Linked DNA regions of Mus musculus: region 2 is linked to region 1. A link is a loop called in an ENCODE intact Hi-C map of the cell type or tissue named here. Cell type or tissue: gastrocnemius. All regions are shown on one strand. Each heading gives the region's core, and the rest is flanking DNA. Links, peaks and the distances in the headings are about the cores only.

Evidence for each region. Peaks named below come from ENCODE experiments on the same cell type or tissue, not always from the same donor. Only the 100,000 strongest peaks of a DNase experiment are listed, where the experiment ranks them.
Region 2: a loop joins it to region 1, with 2.7 times the contacts of the local background. A loop is called at or near these places in 9 of 42 quality-filtered maps.

The regions. Positions count from the first base shown.
Region 1 is chr1:190,940,405-190,948,574 of GRCm38, forward strand. It overlaps Angel2 (angel homolog 2), which reads left to right. Exons shown (of 9, transcript NM_021421.4): 5 at 470-891; 6 at 1,717-1,843; 7 at 2,426-2,483; 8 at 3,373-3,536; 9 at 4,536-6,087. The coding sequence ends at 4,687. Vash2 (vasohibin 2) reads right to left here. Exons shown (of 8, transcript NM_144879.2): 8 at 7,242-8,170. Among named protein-coding and RNA genes, the nearest start is that of Angel2, 16 kb to the left of the region's middle. In gastrocnemius, for the core only: a CTCF peak has its summit at 4,130 (motif pointing right); a DNase peak (open chromatin) is centred at 4,150.
Region 2 is chr1:191,051,353-191,059,522 of GRCm38, forward strand. It overlaps Tatdn3 (TatD DNase domain containing 3), which reads right to left. Exons shown (of 10, transcript NM_001357166.1): 4 at 7,475-7,559; 5 at 5,011-5,073; 6 at 3,910-4,019; 7 at 3,504-3,559; 8 at 1,508-1,620. Among named protein-coding and RNA genes, the nearest start is that of Tatdn3, 7.5 kb to the right of the region's middle. In gastrocnemius, for the core only: a CTCF peak has its summit at 3,724; a DNase peak (open chromatin) is centred at 3,698; H3K27ac peaks cover 681 bases.

The DNA.
Region 1 (8,170 bases), core at 2,060-7,059:
TTGGTTCAAACTTATAATTCACCTTACAGATGCTTGCATTCCAAGTGTGTAAGACTGTTCCCTGCTGACATTATGAGGTGTGTGGTGTGCTGAGCCTCACTGTGATCCCAGCACTTGGGAGGCAGAAGCATTATTATCAGGAGTTCAAGGCCACTTGGAACCATATAACAAGTTCAGGGATGGCCCGAGAACCACAGTGAGTCCCTGTCTCAGAAGACCCTTGGGCTGGGAATGTAGATCCATGATCCGAAGCACCTCGACCACTGCCAAAAGAGAGAAAGAGACTTCGCAGAGTTTATTTTCTTCAGTGCTGAAGTGGAAACACTTTTAGGCCCAACGCTAGCCTAAACCTTGGTTTTTGCATGTCCTAGCGTCCTGTCTTACAGAATATGCTTTGTCAAACATTGCTTTAGAATCTCAAGAGAAATGTGTTTGACATAGTCTCTCTTTTAAAATTCATTCCTCGTAGGTTATCATTGTGAATATAAAATGAAAACAGGAAGGAAGCCCGACGGCTGTGCCATCTGCTTCAAACATTCCAGGTTCTCGCTCTTATCTGTGAACCCAGTGGAGTTCTGCCGCCGCGACATTCCTCTGCTGGACAGGGACAACATTGGATTGGTTTTACTCCTGCAGCCCAAGATCCCACGCGCTGCCTCTCCATCCATCTGCATAGCTAACACACATCTGCTCTATAATCCACGGCGCGGTGACATTAAGCTGACCCAGCTGGCAATGCTGCTAGCTGAGATTGCCAATGTGACCCATCGCAAAGATGGCAGCTCCTGTCCTATTGTCATGTGTGGTGACTTTAATTCTGTTCCTGGTTCTCCACTCTATAGTTTCATAAAGGAAGGAAAATTAAATTATGAAGGTCTTGCAATTGGAAAGGTAAGTGCCTGATTCATCTGTGTTAGGAAGCCAGCTTCGGCAGCTCTGCCTGTCAGGATGAGGGGATGGTCATCAATAGAGTGAAGATGGCCATCGCGAGACTGAAAACACCAGGCATCTCATACCTCGCCACACTAACAGATGATGATCCCCACAATTATGAGCAAGTGGCCTTATTCACTTGGTTTGATTTTGTCTTTTCACTTACAAAAGCTTTCTGTCTAAAGGAATTAGCGGGTAGAAAGAGAAGTTTGAAGACAAGGATAACTTGAAGGCCCCCTTCACACGGGGTAGGAGGAGTTCCGAATGCTGGACGGGGACAGTACAGTAATTTAATATTCATTATATAAGTTACCCTTTACATAGTACTGAGTTCTCCTCGTGCAGTGCTACATGCTTTTGGTTGTCAGCTTAGAGTTATGTTTCTCAGGCTCTGAATGACATCTCCATGCTTCCTCTGCCTGTTTTAGATCATTTGGTTTTCAGTATGTTTAACCAAAAGAAGTCCTCCACCAACAGAATTTTCAGTGATCGTTTTAAATTTGATTTTAGAGCCCAGCATCTGACACAACAGAAACTGTATTACAGACAGCATGAGGAGTTAGAAAGCACTAGTGGGGAGCAGTAGACATGTAGATGGTCACATAAGGAAACACGCGTGGAAAGCCTGCATCTCTCTGTAATGACTCGTGCGTTCTGAACTGTCGGCACGGGAGTGAAGGGCCTGCTTGTCGTTTCTGATTACCTCCATGAAAAACATAAACATTTTAGTGCATAAATAGTTAAAGTCTGTTCACTTAAGATGCCTGTTGAAATTCTGTGCAGGTATCTGGCCAGGAACAGTCTTCACGGGGACAAAGAATTTTATCTATTCCAATTTGGCCCCCAAACCTAGGCATCTCTCAGAACTGTGTTTATGAGGCACAGCAGGTTCCCAAAGTAGAAAAAACAGGTGAGTGTGGGGGACATTTTGGCAGTCTGCTGGGTAATGTTCTTCCCTTTGAAGTCATCAAGCTAACATGTGAAACTTAGTATCTCCGGCATTGAGTATCATGTACACAGACAGAAATAGCTTCTGGCTTCTGCTCATCCTTTTTTTTTTTTTTTTTTTTTTTTGATATGCTCCCAATTTCCTTTTTAAGAGTTAAATTTTTGGGACTTGAGAGATGGCTCACAGGCCCTGAACTCAGTTCCCAGCACCCACACAACCTTCTGTAATGATGGGATCAATGCCCTCTTCTGGTGTGTGTCTGAAGACAGCAATGGTGTACTCACATACATAAAATAAATCTTTAAAAAAAAAAAAAGTTAAGTTCCAACGTTATCTGTGCATGAGTGACTTGCATGTGGCCTTAGAATTGTTTGCACTTCCCCCTGATTCTGTAGGCCATCAAGATATAGATACAGGATCAAACATTTAACCCGACTTCTAAACTAGACATGAGTCGGAAGGACTCGAGAGAAAGCTATGCTCCGGCAAACTAGAACAGAATCTATGCACATTGGATTGATATGATTCCCTCTGCTCTTTCAGACAGTGATGTGACTCAAGCACAGCAGGAGAAAGCGGAGGTCCCAGTGTCAGCTGACAAGTGAGTTCCAGCTTCCCACATGTGAAATTATGAACATGCACCACCTTTTATATTTAGTAATGCTATAAATATAAGTCCTTAGACATAGTAAGGAGTTACCTGTGGTTATTGATTTAGCTTACAAAAATCAAGGGCCATATTTTTTTTTTTTATTTAATTTAGCAGAGATCCAGATGGTCCCGAGTAGCCTTGCACACACTGACCACTGAAAGCATCCTTCAAAACACAACCAAAGTCAGGCAGCGGGGGCTCACCCCTTTAATCCCAGCACTAAGGAGGCTGAAGCAGGTAGATCTCCCAAGTTTGAGGCCAGCCTGGTTACAGAGTGAGTCCCAGGACAGCCAGGGCTACATGGAGAAACCCTGTCTCAAGAAATACAACCAAGAAGTGCACGCTGTGGCTCATTATGTAAATGGAGGCTCTCACAGGTATAATTTTAAGATCTGATTTAGCATATTGATACTTTTTACCCCATGGGCTTTAGACGTCATTTGCTTACAGTCACTGCATCGGTAAAGGAGCTCTCACTTGGAATATGGTTTATTTCAGTGAAACTCCTCTAGCTGGATGTGATCATAACATTGTGGTCATTGAGGCAGAAGTATCATGAAAAGGGGGACAGCCTGGGCTATGTAGTGATATTGAGGTTAGCCTGATCTATATAAACTTTCAGAAAACCCAGGCATAGTGGCTTATACTTATACCAGTACTCAAGCAACTGAGACAAGAATTGCCGCAGATTTGAGGCCATCCTACGCTATAGAGTAAGTTCCAGTCCACCTGGGCTATAATGTAAGACCTTGTCTGAAAGAGAAAATCAAAAGCATCCTAGTCTTTGAGAATGGAGTAAAAGGTAATTTTTCTATGAAATCTTTTCCTTTTGCTTTAGAGTGTCCTCGCATCTACAGCACGGTTTCAGCTTGTCATCTGTCTATTCCCATTATGTTCCTGACACTGGAGTTCCAGAGGTGACCACCTGCCATTCCCGAAGTGCCATAACTGTTGATTATATTTTCTACACTGCAAAGAAGGAGAACACTGCTCAGGGGCCAGGTAAAGAGTGTGTGGAAACACGATGCTAGAACGCACAGGGCCTTTGCTGAGTGCAGCAGCAAGGCAGAGGGCTAGCTGTAGGGGTTGATGGATGAACTGGCTGGCTGGATGAATGTGACTGACTGCACAGAGCTTAACAGCCTACAGAGAACAAGGCAGTAATGAACCCCAACACAAACTCCCACAGAACTGCAGCCTTAGTTTGGCCCTTCAGTGCCAGTTGGAGTATAAGTCCTAGGCCGCCATCCACTCTTCATCATACATCCTGCCTCCCCATGGCAGCCACTGAGTAAGATGGTGAAGAACCACAGTTCTAGGATGGCTTCCAGCAGATCAGAGCTGCTGCCCACAGCAGACACTGGGCGTGCTGACCCTGGGGCTGCTCTCAGAAACAGAAGTGGGCAGTACATTCCTTGTTACAGCTCAAGAAGTCAGGTTGTATAAGCCAGCTGAGGGTTTAAAACAGGAAGCATTGAGATACTGGAAACCTAATATGTGGAATCTGTAGTGTCAGGTTGTTTCACTAAACCGACTACCCAGTGTGCCCTGCCCTCAGTTTAGACAGTAAGGTCTGGAAGTTGCCATGCCTACAGAATTCACTAGGTGGCAGGAGTACGCTACGGATCAGCAGCTCCAGTCTCCCTAAAGCATGTCACATTTCACTTGGGTGGAAAATGACTGGGCTCAAACCACACCATCTTACCCTGCAGCCCCTGCCAGGCTTCGCTCTGTGCATCAGAGTGGGCTGCTTTTCAGTCTCAGATTATTAACAATTTTATGTTACATTGTGTAGACTGTATTCATTGAAATAGAAAAAGTATCTGGCATAAATAACATGAAGCTACTGTTTAAGGATTATTAGTAACAGCTTTATAAAACTATACTCTAAAACCTTTCATATTAGTTTTCCGGTGGGCTTCGGGGTTCTGTTTCAGTGTTTTGTTTTTTAAAAAACTTTTAATTTGTTTAATGAGTTTGACTAAATGTGTGCTTCTTTAGGAGCTGAAGTTGCTTTGGTTGGTGGCTTGAAACTTCTAGCTAGACTGTCACTTCTAACAGAGCAAGACTTGTGGACTGTGAACGGCCTTCCCAATGAGCACAACTCCTCAGATCACCTGCCTTTGCTGGCCAAGTTCAGGCTTGAGCTCTGACTGCTGCTCATTCACGGGACTTCCTGTCTGTATTCTTTTCGAAGGATGTAAAAATTTTAAGTATTTGTATGCTGTTCACTTTTTGTGATGTGGGGTTCTGAATTTCTGTTATATGCTTGAAACAGATTGGAAGAAACAAATTTACAACTTTTTTTTAAATGAAATATTTTCCTGACAACTGATGTTTAAAGAACTTTATGGTAAATGACTTCTAAGTCCTGTTAAAGTTGACAGCATTTTTAAAATGTAGTTCATCTTGGCCCTGAAGATAGGAAGTCAGTGCTTTTTAGTTCATCCGGTGGTCCTGCCCGGACCTGCAAAGCTCAGCATGCTGCCTTTTCTGGAGACCCAGTTTCATTGGGAGAAGCCTGTGCGTGTTCTTAGAAATCACTGGGTCACTCACTCCTCCACAGGGTCCAAGCTTCTGAAGAGGCTTGACAATGTGTATGCTGTAGAGAACATTGGCCCATGTCACTGCTGCCCTGAGCTGTGGGATGTGCCTACATTTTGTAGTGGAAATAGTTGAGAAGTATAGATCACTCTCATACGATACGGTGGTGCACACCTTTAATCTTATTAGCATTTGGCTGATGGCAGCAGGTAGCTGTGTAAAGCCAGCTTTAGCAACACAACAAGTGTGAGGGCAGCCTGGGCTACATGAAACCCTATCTTAAGACAAAAAAAAAAAAAAAAAAAAAAAAAAAAGGTCAAGTCCTTTATATATGTCCACTCCTGCCTGGAAAAGGTTGCCATAAGGAAAGTAGATGAGCCAGGTGCATCCACAAACACCCTTAATCCCAGCATCTGGGAGACAGAGGCAGGAGGATCACTGTGTCCCAGGCTGACTAGAACTACACACAAGGCCCTGTGTCTCAAAGACCAGCAAAAGGTGGCAGACTCCAGGTTGTCCCTCTGTCTCCTGTACTTGTCTTTCTGTTTAACGATGGTGAAAGGCCCTTGGGTCAGGAGTGACATTTCGTTGAGCCGGTTTTGTATAAATGTATTAGAGAAGTGGTCTTTGGAAGGAAGCGAGAGCTCCGCAGCTGTTTATCATTTGCCTCTAACATGCAGGAGTCATCATGGGAGCTGTCACTTAGACCCGGTAGGGAGCCTCGCTGACTGTTGACTGTACAGTTGAGTTTGGTACCGTGGTACAGCAGGGTGCCATGGCGCTTGCACTGTTCTCTGCAGCCTCACAGCAGCCTGACCAGCCAGTAGCTTGCCCTGTACAAGTGTCCAGTAGTAAAATTCTAAATGTAAGTAGAAATTTCTCTGCTTTTTAAAATAGTAGACTCAGATTACAGGCATTTTTACTAAGTCATTACTGTGCAGTAATAAATGTTCTCTACAGTGAGTTTTATTAATAGAATGTTTTATATTAGACAATAAATCTTTGCAATTTAAATTTTTACTCATTTATTCCAGTTGTTTTATGTGTAGTAGACTACTGCCTCAGAGGTGTGCAGGCTAAGAAGTGCCCAGTGAGCACCAAGCAAGCCGACCCTGCTTTCCATGTAGAGTATGAATCCAATGCTGAGATGGCCCATAGTTTGCAGTAAGCCTCTCTGGGTGCTAAGGTCCTGGTTGGAGACATAATCAATCATTATCGAATTACAGTGGTGATTGTCTTCTTAATATGGAGGATGGCTTGAGGGGATTTGTACAGACATCATTGTAGGCAAACTAACATTCATAAAAACCTTTGTAAAGTTTTTATATCCTGATGAAGATAATGTGAAATTAGGCCTATTTCATGTATAGCACTTGGATACAGTTAACTTATAAATTGCTGATAGCTTATTGTTAATCTATGGCCACACAAGACTTCTCACAAGCTTTTAAAGCTCCAATAAAAATACCTATTTTCTCTACTGTTGTGGACAGAGAAGTTGGCAACTCCTCTGGGCCTTGAGTTTACCTGCCAAGCACAGTTTGATCTGACTACATAAGTCAGATCCTTCACAGGTTAAAGTGTGAACTACCTTGTGCCTGGTGTGTGTGTGTGTGTGTGTGTGTGTGTGTGTGTGTGTGTGTGCGTGCTTGCACATGTGTGTCTGGCTGGAAGCTGGTGTGTGTGTGTGTGTGTGTGTGTGTGTGTGTGTGTGTGTGTGTGTGTGCTTGCACATGTGTGTCTGTGTGTGTGTGTGTGTGTGTGTGTGTGTGTGTGTGTGTGCTTGCACATGTGTGTCTGGAAGCCAGAGGTGAGCCCTCTGGAGCCATTCACCTTTCATTTTTAAGACAGGTTCTCTCACTGGCCTAGAACATGCCAAAGTAGGGTAAGCTGGCAGGCCAGCAAGGCTCAGAGATTGTCCTGGGCTTGAAATCGTGTCTTTCAGGATTGAGTATCTGCTAGTTTTTAATCTTTTGTTTAAAAAAAAAAAGTTATAAGGCATAGAGTCCTTTGTACCTGTAAGCTGTAATACATTACTATAATAGTTCCACATTTGTTGGGCTTTGTGGTAAGTGTGCTGAGCTGCAGACGCTGGCCTGTCACCTCCCTCAGCTCTTTCATTACCTTTCAGTCATTATCAGAATGAGGCTAAGAGGCAAGTGATTGATGTACACGAAAATAGAGTAATATTTAACAAAGTCTGGAAGAGGAAACATAGTGGTCAATATGTTGAGTGGGACAAACAGAAACAAAACAAACATCGTGAAGTCCTTCAGTTTCCAGAACGGTTTTATTACAGTTCCATGCTGTGTGGACACATGATGAGAGAGAGTCGTCGAGCCTGAAGCATGCACTTGTGGTGTTCTGTAGAATACCATCAAGTCTTCACATACTTAGAAAAATACCCACCAAAACAATTATGGTTCTTCAGAAAGATTTTTTAAAAATGTATTGGCCAGATCAAAGTCTAAGAGAATAAACAAGAATCTGAAGTGTATGTCAAAAAAACTGTACAAGGTTGTACATAAAAGTCTAGCCTAGGAAAGCCTTGTATAGTGAGCTGGAGGGCTGCAAAGGCTTCCCTTTGCTTACCCATGTCTGCTGAGGACATCCATGAAACAGCTGACTCAAGGAAAGGGGTGTGCTCACGGCTCCCACGTGTGCAGAAAACACCCAGGCCACCTCTCACAACCAATAGCAGTCAGCTTGAAACTTGTCAGCTCAGGGCATCTTGTCATGGTGCATAGGATAATTGTTCCTGTCAAGTCAGTTTTCATCTTCATCACAGCCAGGCTGAAAGGTCAGTCTGAGAGGTCAGACGTGCTGCATTCATTTTTGCCGCCTTTTTATCCCAATAAACTATTGCATTAGAATGTAGGTGTTTCGGGGCTTCCTTCTGGTTTTTTGGGAGTTAGTTTAACTACAGGCAGTAAAATTGAGTGACAAAGACAAACATTTTTAGATGTTTCTGTGACTAACTCTGCCTTGAAAAATGAACCTAAAAATCAGAAAGTAGTTGTGGGAGAGATTACAAGGGCAGTGTCACAGCCAGCTGCTCTTCTTTCCCTTGCCACACAACAAGGTTGTCCCGC
Region 2 (8,170 bases), core at 1,318-6,317, 110 kb after region 1:
GTGCTCTGTGTGCACTTACACATCCTACACTGTGCTCTGTGTGTGCACACACATCCTACACTGTGCTCTGTGTGTACACTTACACATCCTATACTGTGCTGTGTCAGCACTTACACATCCTACACTGTGTTCTGTGTGTGCACTGACACATCCTACACTGTGCTGTGTGTGTGCACTTACACATCCTACACTGTGCTCTCTGTGTGTGCACTTACACATCCTACATTGTGCTCTGTGTGTACACTTACACATCCTACACTGTGCTCTGTGTCAGCACTTACACATCCTACACTGTGCTGGTCAGCACTTACACATCCTACACTGTGCTCTGTGTGTGCACTTACACATCCTACACTGTGCTCTGTGTGTGCACTTACACATCCTACACTGTGCTCTGTGTGTGCACTTACACATCCTACACTGTGCTCTGTGTCAGCACTTACACATCCTACACTGTGCTCTGTGTGTGCACTTACACATCCTACACTGTGTTCTGTGTGTGCAGTGACACATCCTACACTGTGCTCTGTGTGTGCACTTACACATCCTACACTGTGCTGTGTCAGTACTTACACATCCTACACTGTGCTCTGTGTGTGCACTTACACATCCTACACTGTGCTCTGTGTCAGCACTTACACATCCTACACTGTGCTCGGTGTGTGCACTTACACATCCTACACTGTGCTCTGTGTGCACACACATCCTACACTGTGCTCTGTGTGCACACACATCCTACACTGTGCTCTGTGTCAGCACTTACACATCCTACACTGTGCTCGGTGTGTGCACTTACACATCCTACACTGTGCTCTGTGTGCACACACATCCTACACTGTGCTCTGTGTGCACACACATCCTACACTGTGCTCTGTGTCAGCACTTACACATCCTACACTGTGCTCTGTGTGTGCACTTACACATTCTACACTGTGCTCTGTGTCAGCACTTACACATCCTACACTGTGCTCTGTGTGTGCACTTACACATCCTACACTGTGCTCTGTGTGCACACACATCCTACACTATGCTGTGTGTGTGCACTTACACATCCTACACTGTGCTCTGTGTGCACGCTTACACATCCTACACTGTGCTCTTTGTCAGCACTTACACATCCTACACTGTGCTCTGTGTGCACACACATCCTACACTGTGCTGTGTGTGTGCACTTACACATCCTACACTGTGCTCTGTGTGCACGCTTACACATCCTACACTGTGCTCCTTGTCAGCACTTACACATCCTATACTGTGCTTGTGTGTGCACTTACACATCCTACACTGTGCTATAACTCTACGAGCCACTTCGCCCAGTAAAAGAGTAGTACTGTCCACTGTGCCACCTCTCCAGTCTGCCGCAGGTCCCTTTTAAGCTTTTTAAATGTTTGAGTGGAGACAAGTTTAACTTTTGAAACGTAACTAGAATAGCATCACAAGTTTGTCACACAGCATATGTTATTTGCACCATACAGAGTGTCTGGTAAGTTTTAATCGAAGACTTTACCTGTCCACTTCGTACGATGGATGGGGGAATGGAGAAGTAGTAACCGGCCCTGGCGCCTTCCATGGCTACCGATGGCCGACCGTCAAATGCATGCAGCAGAACCTGTTTTGCACCTCTCAAATCAAACACAAATCACAGTTCCATTTTGTCTCCTAACAAAGAGCTTCCCATTAGTCTAATTAAACAGAAATCTGAATTATAAGCAAATATTTATGATGATGCCAAGATCATATTCCATTGCTTCTAAAGTTTCAATAAACAGTTAATGTTCAGCCAGGAGAAAAATAAGTTTTTTAATCTTCAGAATAAAATAGTTGAATAACGCCAGGCGTGGTGGCACACGCCTTTAATCCCAGCACTTGGGAGGCAGAGGCAGGCGGATTTCTGAGTTCGAGGCCAGCCTGGTCTACAGAGCGAGTTCCAGGACAGCCAGGGCTACACAGAGAAACTCTGTCTCAAACAAACAAACAAACAAACAAGTAGTTGAATAACATTGAAATGCAGTTTTTAAAGCAATCATCTAAACTATCTCTACCACTAGGTCTTTTTCATGTCTGTCAGCTGTCAAAGTACCATTCCTAAGAATGGTAAGAAAAGGGTTTCAGGCAAACCCTTCAATTTTCCTAAGGAAATGCTAGTAGAGAAAAAAAAAGGATTCACAAATTAAACAGGCCGAGGCTCATAAAACCAACCCCTAATCTCCGCCCCCTTGCCTTGTATGTGTGTGTGTGTGTGTGTGTGTGTGTGACTGAGGACCAAACCCAGGCCCTTCCCCATACTGGGGCCATCCCTCACCACTGAGGTTCATCTTTCACACTAACTCCAGCTCTTACATGGTAGTTGTTCAGCCGCCATAAATCAAGTGTTCAGTGACTCCAGAGGGCTCAGCGCTGACAAACCCATCACTGCCACACCTCTAACTGCAGGGAGAGGGCTCAGCACTGACAAACCTATCACTGCCACACCTCTAACTGCAGGGAGTTCCATTATTTCACCATCTGAGTTTCAAGTCATGTGAATATTCATGATGATCATAATTTTGTTGTAAAATTGATTTAGTAGGCTACAACCAAACAATGTGGGGTTTTGTATACACACAACTGTAGACTAACACACCTGTACATGTACATGTACTGCATCTTATACATCTGATAGGACTTTTTAATGCATATAGGAGTCTAAAAATAAGGTGCATTTCTTATTGGTGATTGCACTTTAACCTTTGGAAAAGAACTGTGTTCCGGTTAGAGAAACCAGAGCAAGTGAGCATGCTCTTTGCACACGATGGCCACATCTGCACAGTAATGCTGCTTTGTTATTTAGTTATCATTTTCATATATTAACTCATGGTATATATGTGTTTGTACAAGTACTATGTGCCACAGTAGAGGTCAGAGGACACCTCCCCAGAGATCTGGGTACTGAACTCTGGTCATCAGGTTTGTGGGCAAGCCCCTCTACTATCTGGCCCCAAAGCAACAGACAGAGAACAAGCCGACCACGAGCAATGAGTCCTTCTTGCCTTATTTTCCCTTGTTGGAGCCAGGGGCTGGAGAGATGGCTGTGCGTTAAAAGTACCCGCTGCTCTTGCAGAGGACCTGGTTGAGTTCCCAGAACCCACATGGCAGCTCACAGCTGTCTATAACTCTAGTTACAGAGGGCCTGATGCCCTATTTGGGCCTCTTAGGACACCTGGCACAGATGCAGTAAATGTGCATATATGCAGGCAAAACACTCAAATACACAAAATTAAAATGAATAAATAAATCTTAAAAGATAAATAGAAATTGAAACTTCAAATTTTCATTTGCTCCAGTCAAGCCGGACGGACACATAATTGCACAAAACGACCTTGTAAGTGCTAGCCTGGCCCACAAGCTCATCCTGGTGGGCTCTCCTCCACTCTCCATGCAGCCCTTGTCTTTCAGGGATCAAAGGGAGACACACTTGCTCCTTAGGCCCTCCACTGGAGCGTTAGGGATAGAAGTATAAGTACCTTGTTCACGTAAGAGGCTGATGGTGGGTCTTCCAGCTGAGCGTGAGTGCACATTTCTGTTTAACAACAGCAAAATTCCTTTGTTGTATTAAAATAATTCAAGAGGTCAGAGAGATGAGTCAGCTACTCTTGCCACCAAGGATCGGGCTTGTCCCTGGCACCCACATGGCAGCAGCTGGTTAACAACTTTAACTCCAGTTCCAGGGGGTACCACGACCTCTCCTGGCTCCCACAGGCATTACACAAACATAGTCCACAGACACGCATGCAGGCAAACACACACACACTCAGAAAGAATGAATTTTAAAAAATAACCGAGAGAAAAAGAGAGAGAGAACTCATTTCAAGAGGACCAACTGCTAAGGAATTTGCTGTGTAGTTATGAGTAGAAAGATAGTTCACCCACAGAGGCACATTTAGCCTTTTGGCCAGTTGCACTTGTCTGATTAGGACTTGTCTTTGTTCTTCCTTCTCCTCATCAGTGCCTGCATATCTGGGGGTGAAGTCTAGCCCCACCTGCAACAGGAAGACAAAGGAGAATCACATGTCTTGTGCCATGAGCCCAAAGAGACCATGAGTCAGCACACCGACCTCAGACATCATTACACAGCAGCCACGTCAGAGTGTTAGCCAAGTAGATAAAGTAACACAATAACATAGTTGAAGTTGACGTCTAAGTTGTTTTACATTCCTCTTGTGGGGTTCTACAGTGTTAACATTCACTGTGTATGCCACGCATCTCAGCTTGGTGTAGCAGCCCTGCATGCATTCAGAAGTCAGGCGGGCTCACTGCACTGAGAGCAATGCAGATTACAGAAGACCACTCTCACTGCTGCTACCTGGTGGGTACTCTATGCACTCCAGTCACAATGCATCTTCTTATCTTTTATGTTTAATAGGAAGAGGTACTTTTCTACTGTGATAAAGTTCTCTAGCATTATTAATAATTCAAGTGACAAGGTCTTTAATCACACACTCAAGACTAAAGTATGCCTTTATGTTACTTATGAAGTTGGGTTTTTTTTTTTCAATTTTAAAAACTACATTTACTAGGTGGAGGGTTACACATGGAGGCCATAGTGCACACATGCAAGACAGAGGACAACATTCAGGAGTCAGTTCTTCCTTCCCGCTGTGTAGAGCAGGCTTGGTAGCAAGTGCTTTCTGCTGAACCATTTCATGGCCCTCCCTCTACAGGGTGTCTTAGTTTCTCAGAGCAATGGCCACACTTAAGCAAAAGCTGCGTTTTTGGAAGTATTACTATATCATCGTTGTAAATAGAAAATGCATTCCATCACCATTAAAGCAAGCCTAGAGGAGCGCTTTCTATTACTCCATTCCCAGGTGGTCTTGCTTACCACACAAGTATCAAGTTATTAGCAGGCTGAACGCAGTGGTGAACATAACAATTCAAGTCCGTTATAATCACTAGTGCTGAACTAAGGACTATTACACATGTCCCATGGAGGTCTGAATTAGACGTCATGTGATCATCAAATGGGTTTACCTCTCCGATTGCCAACAAGCGATCCTTGTACTTCTCAATAATAGGCAAAGCTACATCCAAATCCTGCAAGGAAAATAAAATGTGAATTTGTAAATGCCGAGTGGGAATGCTGGCTCCTCGGCTGGCATAGGCAAGGCCCTACGCCATACTGGCACCTCACACACCTGAATCTTCTACCCAACCTGTCTGTAGGAATTATCTCCTCCATCAAACCGGCAGCTCTAACTAGACATCTCAGAAGGAACATCCACACGAGTTCTGAGTTCTGGTTACCGGGCTGTGAGGATCCCACTTCCACAGGCCCCTCTGCTTAGGAGGAGACATGTCCTCAAAGGTCTGATCTGGAGTTCCGTGGCTGTCATGCACATGACTGTCTCCTCCTTGGCATCGGTTTGTCAGTTTACAATAGCAGCAGACCCATTTCCCCTTTGTTCTCTTTGCCTTGATTTGTCTTCATGATCCTGCTTGGTCGATCTTCATAAGAGTTCAACAATATAAGCAATGCATTTCACATATGAGCTCATCTGGGAACTGCCGTAGTGGTGGGCTGCTAGTTTAAGTGATATTACCTTATGCATTTAAGAGAATTTGGCCTGTGGTGTCTTTCTAAGGTGAAGATTTAGAAATTGCTTGTAGATAAGATGTTAAAGATTTGTTTATTGTTAGCTGGGTAGTGGTGGCCTTTAATCCCAGTACTCAGGAGGCAGAGGTAGGCAGATCTTTTTGAGTTCAAGGCCAGCCTGGTCTACAGAGTGAGTTCCAGGACATCCAGGGCTACATTGTTTATTGTATGTGTATATGATATGTGTGCTTCAGTGAGTTCCATGTGTCATGCGTGTGAAGGTGCCTGAGGAGGTCAGAGGGCAGCACAACTAGGTATCTCAGGTAGTTGTCACCCTGATGTGGGTGTTGGGAGTCCAACCTTTGAACCCCACAAGGGTGGTGCGTGCCTACCACTGAGCCATCTCCTCTGCTCCCTGTGGAATATTTTAAACCATTTGGTGGATTATTTTCAGAATACATAAACTGTAAAGTTCTTCCATGGAAGAAAATCAGAATAAGAGAGAACCACGGAAAGGAGGGAACCAGATGAGAGAGGAAAAGGAGATTAATGTTTATGGAGAGAGGGAGGCAAGGCTGAGGGGGAAGTAACGGAAGTCCTTAGAGAAATACAGAAGACTTACGGACAATTCACACTGGCCCAGGAGCTGCAGGTGTAGGAGCCCCAGTGGAGAAGCTGTCTGGCAACAGCTGAGGAAGTTATCAGACAAGGCCTCTTACCCACAAGAGGGAGCAATAGCTCGAGTACAGAGTGTGAGTCAGAAAGGGGCTGGAAGTTAAGGATGAAGATTGGATGCAGAGACTTGCACCTCCCAGAGTGTGTTCTAGTTATGAGAGAATAAACAAAACTTGTGGGGAGGCCATTCAAACATCTGATGAAAGAACTAGAGTTTTCTGCCAAGTCAGGTGATAAACAGAAACTGACACTATAATCTGAGTCACATTACTTATTTAATGCATACCAATGCATTCATATGTTTTAAAAACTTGTCTTTATTATTTTAAATTGTGTGTATGCAGGTGCCCTCAGAGGCCAGAGGCACTGGGTCTCCTGGAGGTGGACTTGCAGGTGGAGGGTGGTGGGAATCGAACTTGAGTCCCCTGCAAAAGTCGTATGAATTCTTAACCACTGAGCCATCTCCCTGGCCTCTGGACTTTTAATGTTTTAACTGGGGATTTAACCTAGGATATGGTAGGCAAGCACTCTTCCACCGAGCCCATCTCTCTCTCTGTGATTCTTAGCTAAAGCAATCTCACTTTGAGACAAGGTCTCCCACTGGGACCTGCGGCTTATAGGGTGACTGGCCAGTGAGCTCTGAGGACCCTCCTGTCACCACCTCCACAGCTCTGAGATTAGTAGTGTGCGCCAACACCCATGGTTATCTTACATGTGGTCTACGACCACACTCAGGGCCTCACACTTGCGCAGCAAGCACTCTGTCGACAGAGCACCTCCCCAGCCCTCCCATCACTTTGGGGGTAGGGGGTGGTGGATAAAGCAGTATGACATGGTTAAAATATATGGAGGGAGCAAAACCAAAATTCCACCATATCATTCCTTGTCATACAAGCTCAGCCTGATCGAAGGCCCCGTTTCTTTGTTTCCGGTCATTAACTAAGAATACAAACCAGAAGCTGGGTTTTAGTGGCACAGGCTGCCATTCTAACAACTGCGGAAGTGGAAATGGGAGGATCATGAGTTCAAGCCCTGCCTGAGCATGAGTTGAAGGCCAGCTTGGACGATTCAGTGAGTGGCAGAATGTTCGCCTGGCATGGCTGAGGGCCTAGGCCCAGCCCCCAGCCCTCCCATCTCCACAGCCCAGGACGAGAACTTAGAAAGCACTGTGGAGTGATGACAGAGCCAGTTGCACTGGTTAGGCCTCTTATTCTATAGGATGTTTACCTTTAATGTCACGCTTCTTGGTTTTTCTGGTGAAAGCTCTTGAACTGGGTGAACTCCCAGACATGGCAGGACGAATCCATTATACCTACAAATGTAGAAAGTTAAGAAAACAACCTTAGGTCCGGAGACCACAGTGTCCCTAAAGAACAGGAAGGAAACGCCCTGCCTTTAGGGCTGACATGATTTTCTTCCTCCTCCTCCCTCCTTTTTTAAAATTTCTTTTGAGACAAAAGTCTTACTATGTAGCCCTATTTGGCTTGGAATGAAGTTTGTAGACCAGACTGGTCTCAAACTCACAGGGATCCTCCTGCCTCTCTCTGTCTCCAGAGAGTCCAATTAAAGGTGTGTGCTATCATGCCTGCTTCTCCTCATTCTTCTAACAGAGAATTCTTTGATAATGTGTGAATTGGACAGGACTGTCTTTCTTTATAAGTCTTTGAAACCTTCATTAGAGCAGCTTTAGGGTCCCTGCTTTGGTCTCAGCACTAAGAAGGCTAAGGGGGGAGAGATGCTTGAGGTCAAGAGGTCAAGACCTCATTTAATTAATGAGGTTAATTAAAAGTAGCATCAAAGCTGGGCGTGGTGGCACACGCCTTTAATCCCAGCACTCGGGAGGCAAAGGCAGGCAGATTTCTGAGTTCGAGGCCAGCCAAAGTGAGTTCCAGGACAGCCAGGGCTACACAGAGAAACCCTGTC